Linked DNA regions of Homo sapiens: region 1 is linked to region 2. A link is an interaction called in ENCODE POLR2A ChIA-PET data of the cell type or tissue named here. Cell type or tissue: A673. All regions are shown on one strand. Links, peaks and the distances in the headings refer to the core of each region. The heading gives the core; the rest is flanking DNA.

Region 1 (8,348 bases), core at 91-8,090, 670 kb before region 2:
CTCCCGAGTAGCTGGGACTACAGGTGCCTGCCACCATGCCTGGCTAATTTTTTTGTATTTTTAGTAGAGATGGGGTTTCATCGTGTTAGCCAGGATGTTCTCGATCTCCTGACCTTGTGATCCACCCACCTCGGCCTCCCAAAGTGCTGGGATTACAGGTGTGAGCCACAACGCCCGGCCTCTTTTCATTCTTTTTTGCCTATAGTTGTCTGCCTGTCTTATTTCAGAAAGATAGTCTTCAAGCTCTGAGGTTCTTTCCTCTGCTTGGTCTATTCTGCTATTAATACTTGTGATTGCATTGAAAAGTTCTTGTGTGTTTTTCAGATCTATCAGGTCAGTTCTTTTCCTATCTAAACTGGCATTTGGCTGTCAGCTCCTGCATTATTTATCATAATTCTTAGCTTCTTTGCATTGGGTTACAACGTGTTCCTTTAGCTCAGAAAAGTTCATTTTTGTCCACATTTCGAAGCCTACTTCTGTCATTTCAGCCTAGTTCTGAGCCCTTGCTGGAGAGGTATTGCAGTCATTTGGGGGAAAGGGGGCACTCTGGCTTTTTGAGTTTTCAAGTTTTTGAGTTGATTCTTTTGCGGCCTTATCATCTAGTTTTGATCTTTGAAGTTGCTGACCTTTGGATGGAGTTTTTTTTGTGTGTGTGTGTGTTTTGTTGTTGTTTTCTGTTTGTTTGCTTTTCTTTTAACAGTCTGGCCACTCTTCTGTAGGGCTGCTGTGGTTTGCTGGGGGTCCGCTCCAGACTGTAGTCACCTTGTCTTTTCCCATACCTGGAGGTATCACCAGCGAAGGCTGTGAAACAGCAAATATGGCAGCCTGCCACTTCCTCTGGAAGCTCTGTCCCAGGGGGGTACTGACCTGTTGCTGGCCCACACACCTGTAGGAGGTATCTGGAGACCTTGGGAGATCTCATCCAGTCAGGAGGAACTGGATTAGGGACCTGCCCAAAGAAGCAGTCTGGCTGCTTTTAGATAGAGCAAATGTGCTGTTTTCAGGGTCTGTTCAGCCCTTGATCAGTTTGGGTTCTCCAAGGCCCACAGGTTGGACTGGCTGAGGTGCTCAAACAGCTAAGGTAGTGGCCTGCCCTGCTTTCCGGGCACTCCATCCCAGGGAGAAATTAGACCTCTGGTGGCCATAGAACATGGGTGGAAGTGGCTGGAGGCCCTGATTGGGAGGACCTGCTCTGTGAGGAGGAGTCATCGGAGACCCACTCAAAGAAGCAGTCTGGCCACACCTTAACAAAACAGCTGTGTCATGCTGGGGAACTGCCTCTGCCTCTGTTGGCTTGGACTCTCCAAATCCTGCAGACTGGGAAGGCTGAGTCCTCCAAACAACCAAGGTAGCAGCCTGCTCCTCCTCCTGCACTCCTCCCAGGGAGAGATCAGAGCTCTGTCTATAGAATACAGGTGGGGCAGTGGCTGGAGGTCAGGGCTGGGAGGTCCTGCTCAGTGAGGAGAAATGAACCCGGGTCCCACTTAGAGAAGCAGTCTGGTCACGTTCTGGCAAAGTAGCTGTTCTGCTGAACTTGGTTTGCTAGTATTTTTTGTTGTTGTTTTGTTTTTTGGGGACAGGGTCTCACTCTGTCACCCAAGCTGGAGTGCAGTGGTATGATCATGGCTCACCCCAGGCTCAGGCAATCTTTCTCTCTCGGCCTCCTGAGTAGCTGGGACTACCGGCACACACCATCACACCCAGCTAATTTTTCTATTTTTTGTAAAGACGGTGTTTAGCCATGTTGCACAGGCTGGTCTCAAAATCCTGGGCTCAAGCAATCCTCCTGCCTTGGCCTCCCAAAGTGCTGGGATTACAGGCATGAGCTACTGTGCCTAGCCAGTTTGCTATTTTGTTGAGAATTTTTGCATTGCTGTTCGTCAAGGATGTTGGCCTGAAGTTTTCTTGTTTTGTTGTGTCTCTGCCAGATTTTGGTATCAGGATGATGCTGGCCTCATATAGTGAGTTAGGAAGGAGTGCCTCCTCCTCAGTTTTTTGAAATAGTTTCAATAGGAATGATACCAGCTCTTCCTTATACATCTGGTAGAATTTGGCTGTGAATCTATCTGGTCCTGGGCTTTTTCTGTTTTTTATTACTGTTTAGGTACCCTCCACCTGGATCCTCCAGATGTTTACATTTTGCATAGCTGAAGTACAGTTATCAAAATTCATTCAAATTGTCCTTAAAGAAAATAGTTTCTTTTTTAACTTAAGGAATAGCTCCATTCAGTTTCATATTAGGCTGTCTGCTAATTTTGTACTTTAGAGATCTCATGCCCACTTTCTAGCCTGTGTAAGACTGTTCTTTATCATATCTTCATAGTTATCTCTAAAAGTCCTAATCTCATCTCCCAAATTCTTCATTACAAGGAGCTAGAAAGACACTAAAAACATGAGAGGGTGGGTTCTGAATAATTTGCTTTTGAACTTAACTTAAGGTTTTGTTCTGGAGAACTCCCCTTAGAGCATAACACAGGGACAAAAAAATCAGTAAGGCACTTGTGTGACAAAATTGGCTCTAAACTTCAGAAATGAATGTTGACATCTCAGCTTTTTCGCAGTTCGAATTTTTAAAAATAGCTATTGCCCAGGGATGCTTAAGAGATTATTGCCCTTACTTTTTCATTTAAGAGCAAAAAAGTCCTTAGAATAATTTATATTCGAACTGCTTATTTTTGTTACTTTTGAGATGAATATGTAATGTTTAAATAGTGTTAGGTAGTGGTGCCCCCTAAACCCCCTGCAACTATAATATACTGTTATATATTTCATACATAAGCATTTCATTTTTATTTTAATATGATCCAGCCTAAATAAGCCTAGCGTTCTCAAGCAAAATATATAAAGTCTAATTGTAATTAACCTTGACTTGTGTTATGATTTGTAATTAACACAGGCCTTTCAATTACTCTAGTTGATTTTATGAATTCTGACATTTGTCTTGATAAAGTTCACACAGAGAGACATTCAGAAGTGGTATTGATGAAAAGATGGCATAAAATTTAGAAATTTTGGCAGGAAGTTATATAAATTCAATGTCATTCCTATTTATTTTTATGTATACAATTTAATCATTTGAAAATTTAATAGAATGTTTTTATATGAAGTTCACCATTATGTTCATCTTCCTTAGGGGATTAGTGAGATTAAGGGAATAATGTTAACTCAAAGCTAAGAAATTAAGCTGTGAAAGCCAAACAGTCAGGCTTCAAGGAGTTGCTGTAATGAAAGTTTATGAAAAAAAATTGAGATAAGAATTAGAAAGCTTCCACCTATAACTCATTTTTTTCTTTCTCTTTATTTTAAATAGGGAAAAAGGATCTTTGGTTAAAATGAACGTGTTTGGCTATCATAAAACACTATAGTCTCATACTGATTTTTCTATGGCCTTAAAAATATAATTTGTTCCCTATAGGTATAGTAACCAAGTATCTTTGATAAGGACACTTTCTTATAGTAGATTCCCAAGGTAAAATGTAAAACATGAAGATAAATTTACATCTACCACCGAGGAAAGCTAACCTCTATCTATTAAAAAAAGTCAGTGACAATGAAATTATGTTAAGAATATTTAAAATGTTGGTTGGGTAGAAGAAGAAAGGGGTAACAGAGAGAACTAATCTATATGTATCAGTTTGGATGAGTTTAGCTTAGTGACAGGAAGCCCTGACTCAGAATAACTTCAGCAATGAGGAAGATTTATTATCGAACACAACAGGAAGTCTGAATGTGGAACAGCCCCAGATTGATTCAGTTGCTCATTACTAGCAGACCCCTAAATTCTTTGCATTTTTCTGTTTTGCTATCCTAGACTTGTTGACTTAGTTTCCCCACATGGTTGCAAGATGGCTGCCACAGCTCTGGGAATCGTCATGGGCACAATGACATCCAGCACCAGAGGATATTTATCTTCAATTATCCTTTTTTTTTTTTCTGTTGATAAGAAGAGCCTTTCTTATATCTCCTACACAGTATCCAGAATTAAATTCCATGCCCACATCCGAACAAATCCTTGGCAGTAGGAACAGGAAATCAGGGCGTGGGAAGTGTGCCCCCCATCTCCTGAGCACCGGGATATATAGAAGAGGGGGGACATCCAAACAGCACAGGCACTCTTAGCAAGGGGGAAGAGAGAATGGATTTTGGGTTAGTAGTGTCCCTTCTATTATGGGTAACTTCATTTTTCTCATCTCTAACAAAACAAATATTTGGTATGAAGGAATTAGGAAGAACTATCAAATGAATTGGCCATATGGGCCTACAAGTTAATGTTCTCAAATGAACTCAGCTTAAAGACACTGATGGAAAGAAAGAAATTGGAACTGATTCAGTCAGTGATTTTTAAAAGTTCAGCTGTGCTCTGAGGCTGAAGCACATCAGTGCTATGACCCACAAAAGAGCGGTTAACCTTGTTCATCTCAAAATCTTTCTGTAGTTGTCTCTAGAAGATATTTTCTATTTTAAGCTGCAAAGCCTTCTGCAAAATATCTGGCCATGGAGTTTATGAAAAGGATTTAGAAAAAATGATGTGTTTGGTCTTATCTTAATAATACATACTATCCTGAGGCTCGTTTGAAGTTGGTAAATAGAAATATTTATTTCCAAAAGAGATTTTGGTGTACATACTTATATGAGAAATGTGGAAATTTTTAATACTTCTGAAGTGTAAAAATATAGCTCATTACTTATCAAAATATATTGAAGACAAGAAATGTGACTGATGCTTTTTACCCTTTACTTTGAAACTGTATTGCATGGCTTGGCCCATACTTCTTGTTCTTCCACTTAATATAACAATAACATAAATAATCTGATAGAACTCTTGACTTCACTGCCCACTCATGTATAATGAATTACATAATTTTGCTTAATTGCTTTTCCATCCCCACCAAACTCTAAGCTCTAATGATAGTTTCTGAATTTTTATATAGGATGGGCTTGGGACAGCAATCCATTTGAAGGGGAGGGGTGTGTACAGGCTTGAAGTTTTGTTTTCCCAATGCTAAAATAATTATGAAAAATCAAAATAATGCTAGAGAGGGTAGGTATGGGGTTAGTTGAGATTGGGGTTTAAAGCACCCCTCAAACTACACCTTAGCTTATGGTGAGCTCCTGAAAGGCAGAGTCTGTGTCAGCCTTCTTATCCCCAGTGCTAAGCAGTGTGATTCAGTTGTATTGTCTAAACACTTGCTGAATGACAGAATTATCAGAATCCATTCATATTTGCCAAAAGTAGACACTTAGTAACTTGCTACATGAAGAAATGAGTGCTAATCTTTGTTTTCCTAATTGTGAACTTCCTAAAAGAGTAATGACAGATTTTTTTTTTTCAACTTGAGAGACCCAATTGTGTAGACAGCCCCATTTCCCCCCTTTCTGGCATAAACTTCATGCAGGTTTTGTTTTGTTTTGTTTTGTTTTTTTTGAGATGGAGTCTTGCTTCATTGCCCAGACTGGAGCTCAGTGGCGCAATCTCTGCTCACTGCAACCTCAGCCTACCAAGTTCAAGCGATTCTCCTGCCTCAGCCTCCCGAGTAGCTTGGATTACAGGTGCATGTTACCATGCCAGGCTAATTTTTGTATTTTGAGTAGAGACGAGGTTTCACCATGTTGGCCAGGCTGGTCTCGAACTCCTGAGCTCAGGTGATCTACCCACCTGGCCTCCCAAACTGCTGGGATTACAGATACGAGCCACCACGCCTGGCCTTCTCTCTGAATTTGAGGCCATTGTTTTGCTATCTTCTAGCATTTAGTGCAACTGATATGTATATAAATATATATGGCCTGTCTTCGAAATTGTCTTTGGTCAAAGGAGCTACCTGTGAATTCAACTAAAGATCTGTCAGAGCTGACATAGTCGATGGAGACAAGAGTCTTCATAATGCAGGTTCAAAATCACAGGATAGAACAGGCAGTAGAGTTTGGTGGTTGTGAACATGACCTTTGGAGTCAGACAGACCTAGGTTTGGGCCTTAGTGTCCCTACTTCTTACTAACTATGTTACCTTAGGAAATTACTTAATCTCTAAGTCTCAATGTCCTCATGCATAAAATGTAGGAGATAATAGTATCTACATCATAATCGTTGTGACAATTCAATGGGAGTGCTCAATAAGCCTTTAGCACATAAAAAGCCCTCAGTAAAATGTAGCCATTATTCATTGTTACTGTTATAATTAATAATAAGAATACTTACATAAATATCTTGATTAGAATTTATGAAGCAGCCCACCTATACAAGAAGCACATTTCTTTTTAAATTCTAAAAATGCATACAAACATTGAAGTAAAAATTCAGGCAGTATGAATGTGAATAAAATAAAAATGAAAAGACTTTGTTGCCTTACAAACTTAACCTCACTTCCCAGAGGAAGCCACTAAAACGTGTTTTAAGATTAATTTTTATGCAAAGTCTGTGCCAACATTCATTGAGATCATTTGTCAACTTTAAACATCAAGAGTTTTTATGGCTAGTGTCAGTTGACTTCATGCCATAAAAATTGGTGAATGTCACCTGCTTATACATATCCATACCCATTTGGGCTATTATATTTTAGCTTTTCAATTGATTACTTTTGTAGCTTTTAATTATTTACATATTTCTTTGTCTGTCTTACCTATTTCTGTGTCAAACATTAGGCAAAAGCCTCTCTCCCCACTATACTCAGAGGAAATTAGCACTTCTATTCTTCTTTCCAATTCCCCTTCCCCTACAACCAACTCCCAACTATCATTAGCTATGTTATTACTTTTCTATTGTCAAGGTATGTCAGATTTATATTCTGTCTGGTAATTCTATTTATGTCTTCTCTCTTTTATAGGTTGATTCTGAAAATGGAAAATCAATAAAGAATTTTTATAATGTTATGATTATATAAATATTCTCTGCAGTACCAAATTGTATGATTGAACCTGTAGAGAAGATAAAATCTTAATGTGGCAAAGCTTGTGTCATTCAAAAAAAACCATTCTAAGTATAAAACCCAAGTAGATTTTAATTTTTAAAAATCGAATCAATTTTTGAAAATCATGCCACTGTTTCTTTGGTCAACAAATTTTTCTACATTTTTTTCTCCTGCTATTTCTAATTCTTTTTCTTTTCTTTCTTTTTTTTTTAACATGAGAAAGATATCATATCTTAAGGGTATCTAGCTGCTTAATCACAATATTTCTTTAATGTACGCTAACCATATTAGGTACATATGAGGGTACAGGGGAAATAAGCTTTCTCAGTTGTTTTATGTCTGAAAATATCTCTGTCTTCCCCCCACATTTGGTAGGATTCCTTAGTATTGGATTTCAGATTTAAAATTAATTCCTCCAAATTTGAGGCTGTTGCTGGCTATCTTCTAGTGTTGAGTGCAATAGAAAATGGATCTGATGCCACTGTGGTTCTCATTCCTGTGTAAGAAACCTGTTTTTTGTTGGCTTGTTTTACCCCAAGGAAGGCCTTTTGGAACTTTTGCTTGTCTTTGGAATTTTTAATTTCACAAGGATTTGTTCGTGTCTTCTGTGTGGTTCTCCCTGGGGCTCTCAGTATGACGACCGAGATCTTTCTTCAGTTCTGGGAGATATTCTTCAGTCATTTATTTGATTATTTCATCTCCATTTCTTTTTTTGGTCTTTCTTTTCAGAACTTTTATTTGATGAATGTGTGTTCTTGAGGATTTATCTCCTGTGTTTCAACTTTTCTTTCATATTTTTGATATCTTTTTGTTTTGATTATGTAATATGTATGTATTTATTAAACATATTTTTACTTTCCAAGAACACTTAGTTTTCTGTTTCCTTAGTTTTTTGGAGGGTGTGATATCATCTATCATCTCAAATATCACTGGGAATGTTAAGTAGTCTTCTTTCATATTGGGTAAATTGTTTTCCTTGCTCATGTTGGTCCTTTTCTTTTGGATTGTTGATGCTCCACAGACACTATTAATGCTTGATCGTTCAGATTTATGGATAAAGAGCAAAGCTGATCAGTATAGGTAGCTGATGTGAGTTTTCTTTATCACTGTGATGAGACACTGATTTAAAAAAAATATTAAATTAAAAAAAATTTTTAGAGACAAGGTTTTGCTCTGTTGCCAAGGCTGGAGTGCAGTGGTGCAATCATAGCTCACTGTAACTTCAAATGCCTGGGCTCAAGCATGCTCTTGTTTCAGCCTTCCAAGTAGTTGGGGCCACAGACATGTGCCACCATGCCTGACTAATTTTTATTTTACTTTATTGTGGAGATGGGGTCTCACTATATTGCCCAGGCTGGTCTCAGACTCCTGGCTTCCAGTTATCCTTCTGCCTCAACCTCCCAAAGTGTTGAGATTACATATATAAGCCACCATACCTGGCCTA
Region 2 (8,348 bases), core at 103-8,102:
AAAGCAGAAGACCAGGTGAGGATAAATAGCATAACTATATAGTGATATCAACCATTGAGTTTCATGACTTTCTAAAGCAACGATTAAAATCCAAGAGGCCATATTTACTTAATGAATATCTCATAAGTAAAGTAGTATTAAGTTACCTATAAATTAAAACTGGTATATTCTGGTGAAAATTAGTTTTACATTGTAAAACGTAACGTGTTATTTGCAGATGGCCAATTAAGACTGTCATTTTTCTCTATACTTTTCCTTAGAAGTTTTTCTTCTTATAGTCTGACTGCAGCTCTGATACTTACTCACTGGAAGGTTGTTCCAAAATGACCTCCCTCAATAATCCATGCACACCTTTACTTCTCTTAGTTAGCAATGTAAAACAATAGAATAAACAGAAACATAATGATGAATATAAACACTTTTAATAAACTACATTTTTAATGAAATTCAGACATTATTTATTCATCATGAAATGGTACTTAGATGTACAAAACAGCACTAGAACAAAGTATGAGGTGTAAGACATCAAATTATAAGTTACAGAAGGGATAAGTCACATTATATGACAGTGGTCAAGAAAAGTTTAAAGGAGAATACCTTTTGGCTTTAGAAATACATAGAATAAGAAATTATTAGCAAATTAGAGGTGGGAGAGATATATCTCTAGAACAATGCATAAACTAATTTGAAAAATGTTTATATAAGTAAAATGAATATTGCTGGAAAAATTGGTTGGCATTAGATTGTAGAGACTAATATTATTCATAAAATGAAGACAATAAATGTTAAGCAATGTTTGATGTATTCCAATTGGGGTGTTTGGATGATTGCTTTGGAATGGGAAGAGAATAGAGAAGAAGAGAACAGATGGAAGATATCATGATTCAGGTTCACATGAAATATCAACTGATCTGATCAGGCCAATGGCCTGACCAGGGAACTGAAAGAAAATGGGGAAAAATCATGTAAAAGAGATTTAAAAGAGAAAAAGAATTTTCTATTCATGAAGAAAATCATAAATAATGGCATGGGGGAATTAAAGTGATTGGTATATTTGAACAAGCATGCTGATATAAATAGAGTGTAGGTGAAGTGGCTGGAAATGAAGTTGGAAGAGGTAGTCAAAGCTAACATGCAAAAAGGTTATGTTAACTAACTTGAAATTTATCTTGCAGAAAATGGAGATTCAGTAAAGTTGTCTTAAGTAGAAGAATAGACAGAAGTAAGATTAAAGGAAAGTTTTGCAGCAGCACCAGCAGAGTACATACACTAAAGCATAAAGTTTGATCTGTATTTGGGAGATCATTCTGGAGGATGAAATCAAGAGCGCAAAAGAATAGAGGTTGTAGGGTAAAGGACTGTGATAAGAAGAGTGAAATATAACTGGTAAATTTTCTAGCGGTAGAAATTAAGATGCAGAATGTGGCCACCTGAGAAGTTAGATAAGTGAAAAGAATTGCTAAAGAATTTAAGAATTTATGATATACAGAATATATGATATGTGGTGAATAGTTTATAAGCATAGCCATTTTTGTTACCTCCCATTGTGGCAAAAATGACTGGGTGTCAGTGGATGGTGAACAAAATGGTTGAAAAATGTGGGATAGATGACCAGAGGAGGATGAGTTATTAAAGGAAGCTTTCAGAAGAATGGGCTGGAAATTGGCAACGGGGATCCAGGAGAATGCTGGATCTGATAAATGGGGTGTGGAGAAAATGAGAATCCTTTTAGAAGGATGTGAGGAAGGCGATATTATCAGAAATATGTCAAGAAGTGGACAGAGAATTTTAGCAGATGGTTACACCTGTAGAGGGATTTCTTGGCAATGCAAAATGAGAAAATCCTGAAGGCAATGAATCCTTTACCCATTTTTAAAAGGCATATTCCAAAACACATTTTGGTTCCAATTTCAGAGCCTAACAGATCCTCCGCCTCATACTTCAGATAACACCAGACACTCTAGAAAGAAGGGTTGGAAGATCAGCAGGTGAAGAGTTGGGCTGATTTGGAGGTAATCTGAGGAAAGTTAAGCAGGAGGGTGGAAGGACACCTGGAGGGTGGAGGGACAAATACAAATTTACAAATAATAGGCTTAATAAGATTTCCACCCCCTCCTTTTTCTCAGAGCATTTACTTTAGAAACGTTGTAAGTACTTTCCTCTCTCTTTGAAAATGTATATAAAACATTTTGAAGATGGCTTTTGTCAGCTTTGTGACCCAGTAGACCTGGGAACCAGCTCTTTGAAATGTAACTCCTGTCTCAGTTTCTGGGGGAGGATAGGATCCCAACTTCTGTGAGTGCATTGCTCTAAGTTGCAAAACTACCCAGGTCATAAAGATATGAGAAGTTTGTTTTTCCTCTGGATAAAGTCAATTAGCTAACATAGATGGTCACCCCAACTACCAGGTAAAGTTAGCATAAACTATGTGTCACAAATGGCACTGTCAGGCCTTCTTACTTGAGCACCAGTTATTATTTATCTTGAACACTTGTATGTAATGGGTTGTATGTACTTGACTATATAAAAAGGTGAATTTCTTTCTTCTTTGTAATCATGTAGTGGATTGCCTGTGATGCATATATCGCATTCTGGCTTAATGCTCATTCAATAACAAAAGTGTTTTTTCTCTCTGCTGCCTTTGTGGAGAGGATTTCTGGGTTGGGAGATTTTGTTTGTAATTATATTTCTCCAATAAGGATTGGGTAGGGATTGTTCATCAAAAGGACCTTAATGTAACTAACATACATCAAATCTCTAATTATTATTTTGGGTAATATTGTTACAGGAATTCTCTGTAACTTTCTTATCTAGGTATCTTGTCAGCAGTTGATAATTGTGACCCATGGAACTTGATTCAAGCATATGCATAGGTGGTAGCTGGACAAGGTTACTTCGAAGTTTCTTTGAGCACAAAGAGTCTATGATTTTCTCACGGTATAAGAAAGCCTGATTCAATCAACTTCTCCTATGCATTCATTAACACATTATGTACAAAATCTATTTATTAATGATTACTTTTGCATCAATAAATATTACTGTTGCTTATAGTAGTTCACTCTTATCTGAGGTTTCTTTTTCCACAGTTTCAGTTACCCATGCTCATTCCTGGTCTAAAATGTTAAAAAGAAAATTCCAGAAATAAACAATTTATAAGCTTGTTTGTTTGTTTTAGACAACATTTTAGAGGGTTTATTTCCTATCTCCCTAGAACTATATCCTTTAATCCACACTTGGGGATAATTGATGGCATTGTTCAGGAAGGTAGCTCAAATGGGTTGAAGCTGTCATTGTTTATCCAGGAAGATAGACAAGACACCAATTTTTTTTTGTTGTTGTTTTTTAATGCTGGGTTCCAGGGAACCAGCTCCTGCTGAATGGGGCCTGATAGAAATTCCAGATAGAACTCTCATGGATTCTGCTGAACCATAAAGTGCCACTTAACAGACAATTTGCACAGTCTGTTAACTGCTCCCATTAACTAAACTTCTTTTTTAGCTGTTGCAACTTTATCTCATCAAACTCTTATCTTCTTACTACACAGAGCAGCATTTTAAATGATACATTTTAGGAAAGAAGGAGGAGAGAAGGCGTTTCATGAATAACTGAAACCGGACAACAGCTAGGAAGATGCCTATCTGTTTCATGGCAATGGAGATCCAAACCCTGAATCTTGACTTATTCTAGGTCTGTCTGATCCTTTTCACCTATTTAGGACCTCTTACCACTGTCATATATTTGCAAAGTGACCCATGGTTCTTTTTCCAGGTGTCACTGTGAATGTCAAAACTTTTAAATTGCATGACCTTCTGAGTAGCGAGATGAAATCTCATGCAATCTTGCGCGGGAAGTGAATCATTCCTTTGTCCAGCCTGCTCACACTGTATGTATGACCTGCCCGCGTTAGTCACTTAGTTGTCATCTCCATCATCAGATAGAAAAAACATAGCATATATAGCGTTTGGTGCTATCTGAGGTTTCAGGGATCCACTGGGGATCTTGGATCCCTGTAGATAAGAGGGGATTATTGCACTAATACTTTAGGCCTAGTTTACATTTAGGATAACACAGGTAACATTTTTCTGTGTGTGCACCAGGTATCAAAAAAGAGATGGGGCAAGTTTTACATTTTGACTTTTGGTTACTGATTAAATCCCCTCCCAAATATTTTCATTGCCTATTTTGTCTCTCCTTGTAGTGTTTCTCTTCTTCCCCCTACCCTCCCCTTTTTTTTTTCTCTTGGAGTCTTTTCATTTCCCAATAATTTGTTACCTATCAAAAGAATGCTGGCATATTTCTTATATATATAGTTCCTTGGAAATTCATGCTAGTGTCTTTGCTTCCTTCTGGTTAGGGCTCCAGTTTCATTCTAATCACTATAACCTCTTTGGCATCATTCATTTTCTTAGAAGTCTCTCTATATGCATGCCAAACTAATGAGAAATACTTTCTCGATCTCTGTTAGCATGCATAAAATTCCTTAGTTCTTCTCCTCTTGTCCTCAAACATAGTTTCTGTTTATCTGGGCCTCCTGAGTTCTGGTAGACTCAGCAGCAATCCCTGACAAGGTAGGTACTGTGGAAAGCCTACTTGTTAAATAAAGAATTCCATGCCTCACGCCATCCTGCCCAGATGAACCACTATTTAATCTTCATTTGTTATTGGGTTGACAGCACTAAACAAAGAGTTCCTGCTTCACGAGATAGCTCTTAAAAATCATCTTAATTGACTGCTTTTGATACTGCACAGTAACTACATCCCCCAGACAAACTACTGGAGATGGAAGGATTACAATGAGAGTAGAACAGGAAATGTTTGCCGCCAGAACAATGAACATAATGAATGAAATATGGGACGGGTGCTGAAAGGCTTTTAGGTTATATCTTTTTGCGCTCAGAAAGATCTCTTGTTCATTTTCCACCTCTGGTTTAAGAAGGCAAAAAACAGTGGCCTCTTAACACTGTTTTTTGAGATGACCTTTCTGTCTTCAGTGTCTGGATAGAAAAATATAGCTCCCTGGAGCTAGAATCAAAAAAAAAAAAAAAAAAAAAAAAAAGCAGTAAAGCCCCCAGGCAGATAAGGCCTTGGACCATTATTTCCAGAAAGAATATAAACGGAAGTTCCAGAAATAACGTAAAGTCAGACATCATGAACTATTCATCACATCTGATTTAATGGGATCATTATAACTGGCATTCAGCATGCGTTAATAGCATCTAAGACACAGACGCTTTTTTTTTTTGACTGTTGAATGAATAATGGTTCATGATTTAGGTTTTCTTAATGACTCCTTAATATCAACTCTTTTGGCAAGAAAAGCTGGTCAGATGTATGACATTTATTTTATATTAGCAGCATGGAAAATGTGCATGTTTGTAATCAAGGTAGATTTTTACATTACATCTCTAATGATTTCTTATGAAAAGTAGATGGTTACAAGGAGTGCATCTCCAGCTTAAGTATCAAATGGCAGCGTATTAGCCAGTGATAGGAGAAAAAAATACAGATACTAAGATGGTATTGCAGATTTATAAAGCAAGCAAAAATCTTATACTTTTCAGAGTTCATCACTTTATAGAAACTTTTACAAGCTACAAATTCATGGGCCAGTATTTTTCTTCTGTTTGCAAGAAATCATGTTGTACAAAAAGAGCAGAGAGAAGCCATTCTTTTGTTCCACTGTCACCTATGACTTTCCCTAAAGGTATATTCTCTGTACTTTCTGGTGTGACATAAGAAGAAGACACACCATTTCCTTTGATATCTAGCCTTAAGGAAATTTCTAGATGAGCAATAATGTTGTGTCCCATCCCCTAAAGTTTTCCTGAGCCTCCTGATCTGGGATCCTATTAATTATAAGCCTCAATTTGTTGCTGACGTCAAAGGGACCTTCATGTACAGAAAGGCTCAGAGTGACATGACAAATAATCGACCAGACCAACAGAAGGGCTGGCTGGCACTTTTGCTGACAAGGTGTATTAGTTCGTTTTTATGCTGCTGATAAAGACATACCCGAGACCAGGCAATTTACAAAAGAAAGATTTAATTGGACTTACAGTTCCACATGGCTGAGGAGGCCTCACAATCATGGTGGAAGGCAAAGAGGAGTAAGTCACATCTTACATGGATGGCAGAAGGCAAAAAAAAAAAAAAAAAAAAAACTTGTTCAGGGAAACTCTGTCTTATAAAGCCATCAGATCTCATGAGAGTTATTCACTATCACGAAAACAGTGCAGGAAAGACCCACCCCCATAATTTGATCACCTCCCACCGGGTCCCTCCCACAACATGTGGGAATTCAAGATGAGATTTGGGTGGGGACACATCCAAACCATATCACATGGTGTGTATTGTTGATATAGGCGAGAGTTACTATGACAATATAGAATAATGAAATCTATGTAATTGGAAAAGGAACTAATTTAAACATTGTGTTCCACTCCCCAGCTCAAATTGTAAAACACAGACACATCTACTTTTGAATGCTTCAATTAAATGTTTTGGACTGCCATATAGCTTCTGTTGAAAATACTCCCTTTTCTTCCCTCTCGTCATTCCTCTTATGATAATCTTGAGTCCTCCAGGGTTTTTACAACTATCTTTTGGATGTATTATACAAATTTGCACTCTTGCTCCCCAGTATTTCCAACTCTGTATTTCAGTGGCTTCTACCAGAGAAAAAGGAACATTACCTTAGTATTTCCGTGTTGGAAGGGATCAGCTCATTTTCCCCGTGTCTCTTTTCTCTCAAAACTTTCTGCGTGTTTCTTGCTGGCTCCTTTTTCCAGCCCACATTTTCACTAGCTGTAACCAAGGTACATATATGCTTTCCAAAAGGAGACCCCTTTCATTACTTTGACCTCACAGTCAAAGTAATCCCATGATTAGCATAGCTTTTACATCCTGTCCCCCTGCAATGACCCTGCTATGGATGTATGGATCTAGGCTGTTGTTCAGTATTGCAGTTATGATCATCAATTTTATATGTAATCTCACTTGATTTCTTTCTATTGACTGTAAAATATTTATTAGTAATTATTCCCTTGAGTACTTTACAGATGAGCAAATGGAGGGAAGAAATATTGGAATGTGCTCAATAGTGCTAAAAACTAGGTGAAGATAATAATTATCTGTGGAGCTTTTTGAACAGTACTTTGGGTTCTTTTTTAATAAATAGAACTCAGGAATTGGTGCTTTTAACAAGTGCTTCAGGTGGTTCCGGTGCAGCTGGTTACAAAACCTACATTTGGGAACCTCAATCAGACAACACAATTGGTTGTAACCATGGAAACGATGTTATCCATATTTCTTTTTCTAGTTCACTTTAGTAATTGCCATTACAATTCAAAATTAGCTTCCAATCGAGAACAACGGTGTTATTTTCAGAAGTGTTAAAATGAGAACATATATTTTTTCTCAAGGCAGTTTTCCTTCATGTAGAAAAATGAATAAATCAGGACCCTTGTAGTTATGCTCTACTTGAAAAATTTGAGCAGGTTTGCTATTTCATGCCTGGGTTTCTTTTCATTTTTAAGTTTTTGATATTATAGGTCAAGTGTCATAGTAATCCATGTTTCTGTCCATGACTAAATTAAATTAACTTCAGAAGAACAGTCAGTGTTATTCTCAAACCTCAGCATTAACACCATTTCTCATCCGAATGGACATGCATGTCAATACTAGGGTAAGGAGGCTTAATTATATTTTGTACACTTTTATATTAATATTTATTAATACTAATAGAGCTAATTTTAATCTAATGCAAATCTAATTTTACTCTAATCTAATATTTTCTCTTTAAAGACCTGTGTGTTACCTTGTTTGTAAGAATGTCAATTCATTTCAACAATAACCTCATCCCTCATACTTCTTTGAATTAGGAGTATGCAAATATAGTGTATAAGGAAACAAAAAAGCATAATATTTGTCAATGTGCTTAATTATTTCTGTGACCTTGATGATAGGTAAATTATTAGAATGAAGTTATTTAATTTTCTTCCTGTTTCCTCCAGTATTAAGTTGTTTCCCAGGAAGTAACACAAAACACATCCTGGTGTTTACATGAATAGTTTTATTACCTGAAGAAGCCATTATTGAAAATTTGACAAGTTATAAGAGCATTTCTTTACATGGTTGAATACAAGTGCTCTGAAGAGATTAAATGTCCAACAATATGGAGATCAGAATAAGTAGAATTGAAGACAAAACTTAACATTTCAAAAATTTGCATAGAGCAACTATATTTCATAAGAGAGAACACTGAATTATATACTTTAGAGTGAATATTAAGTTCAAGCAGTGCTTTAAAAGGATGTTTATTTTGTTGATGTTAAGCTGGATTATTTTAT

What was found. Peaks named below come from ENCODE experiments on the same cell type or tissue, not always from the same donor. Only the 100,000 strongest peaks of a DNase experiment are listed, where the experiment ranks them.
Region 1: POLR2A ChIA-PET joins it to region 2 with 9 read pairs; 1 of 35 experiments calls an interaction of 5 or more read pairs at or near these places.

Annotation. Positions count from the first base shown.
Region 1 is chr6:104,649,330-104,657,677 of GRCh38, reverse strand. No RefSeq gene overlaps it. Among named protein-coding and RNA genes, the nearest start is that of HACE1, 210 kb to the left of the region's middle. In A673, for the core only: no CTCF peak of the experiment used is centred there; a DNase peak (open chromatin) is centred at 3,707; H3K4me3 peaks cover 398 bases; H3K27ac peaks cover 2,615 bases.
Region 2 is chr6:103,979,587-103,987,934 of GRCh38, reverse strand. No RefSeq gene overlaps it. Among named protein-coding and RNA genes, the nearest start is that of HACE1, 880 kb to the left of the region's middle. In A673, for the core only: no CTCF peak of the experiment used is centred there; DNase peaks (open chromatin) are centred at 4,774 and 5,044; H3K4me3 peaks cover 536 bases.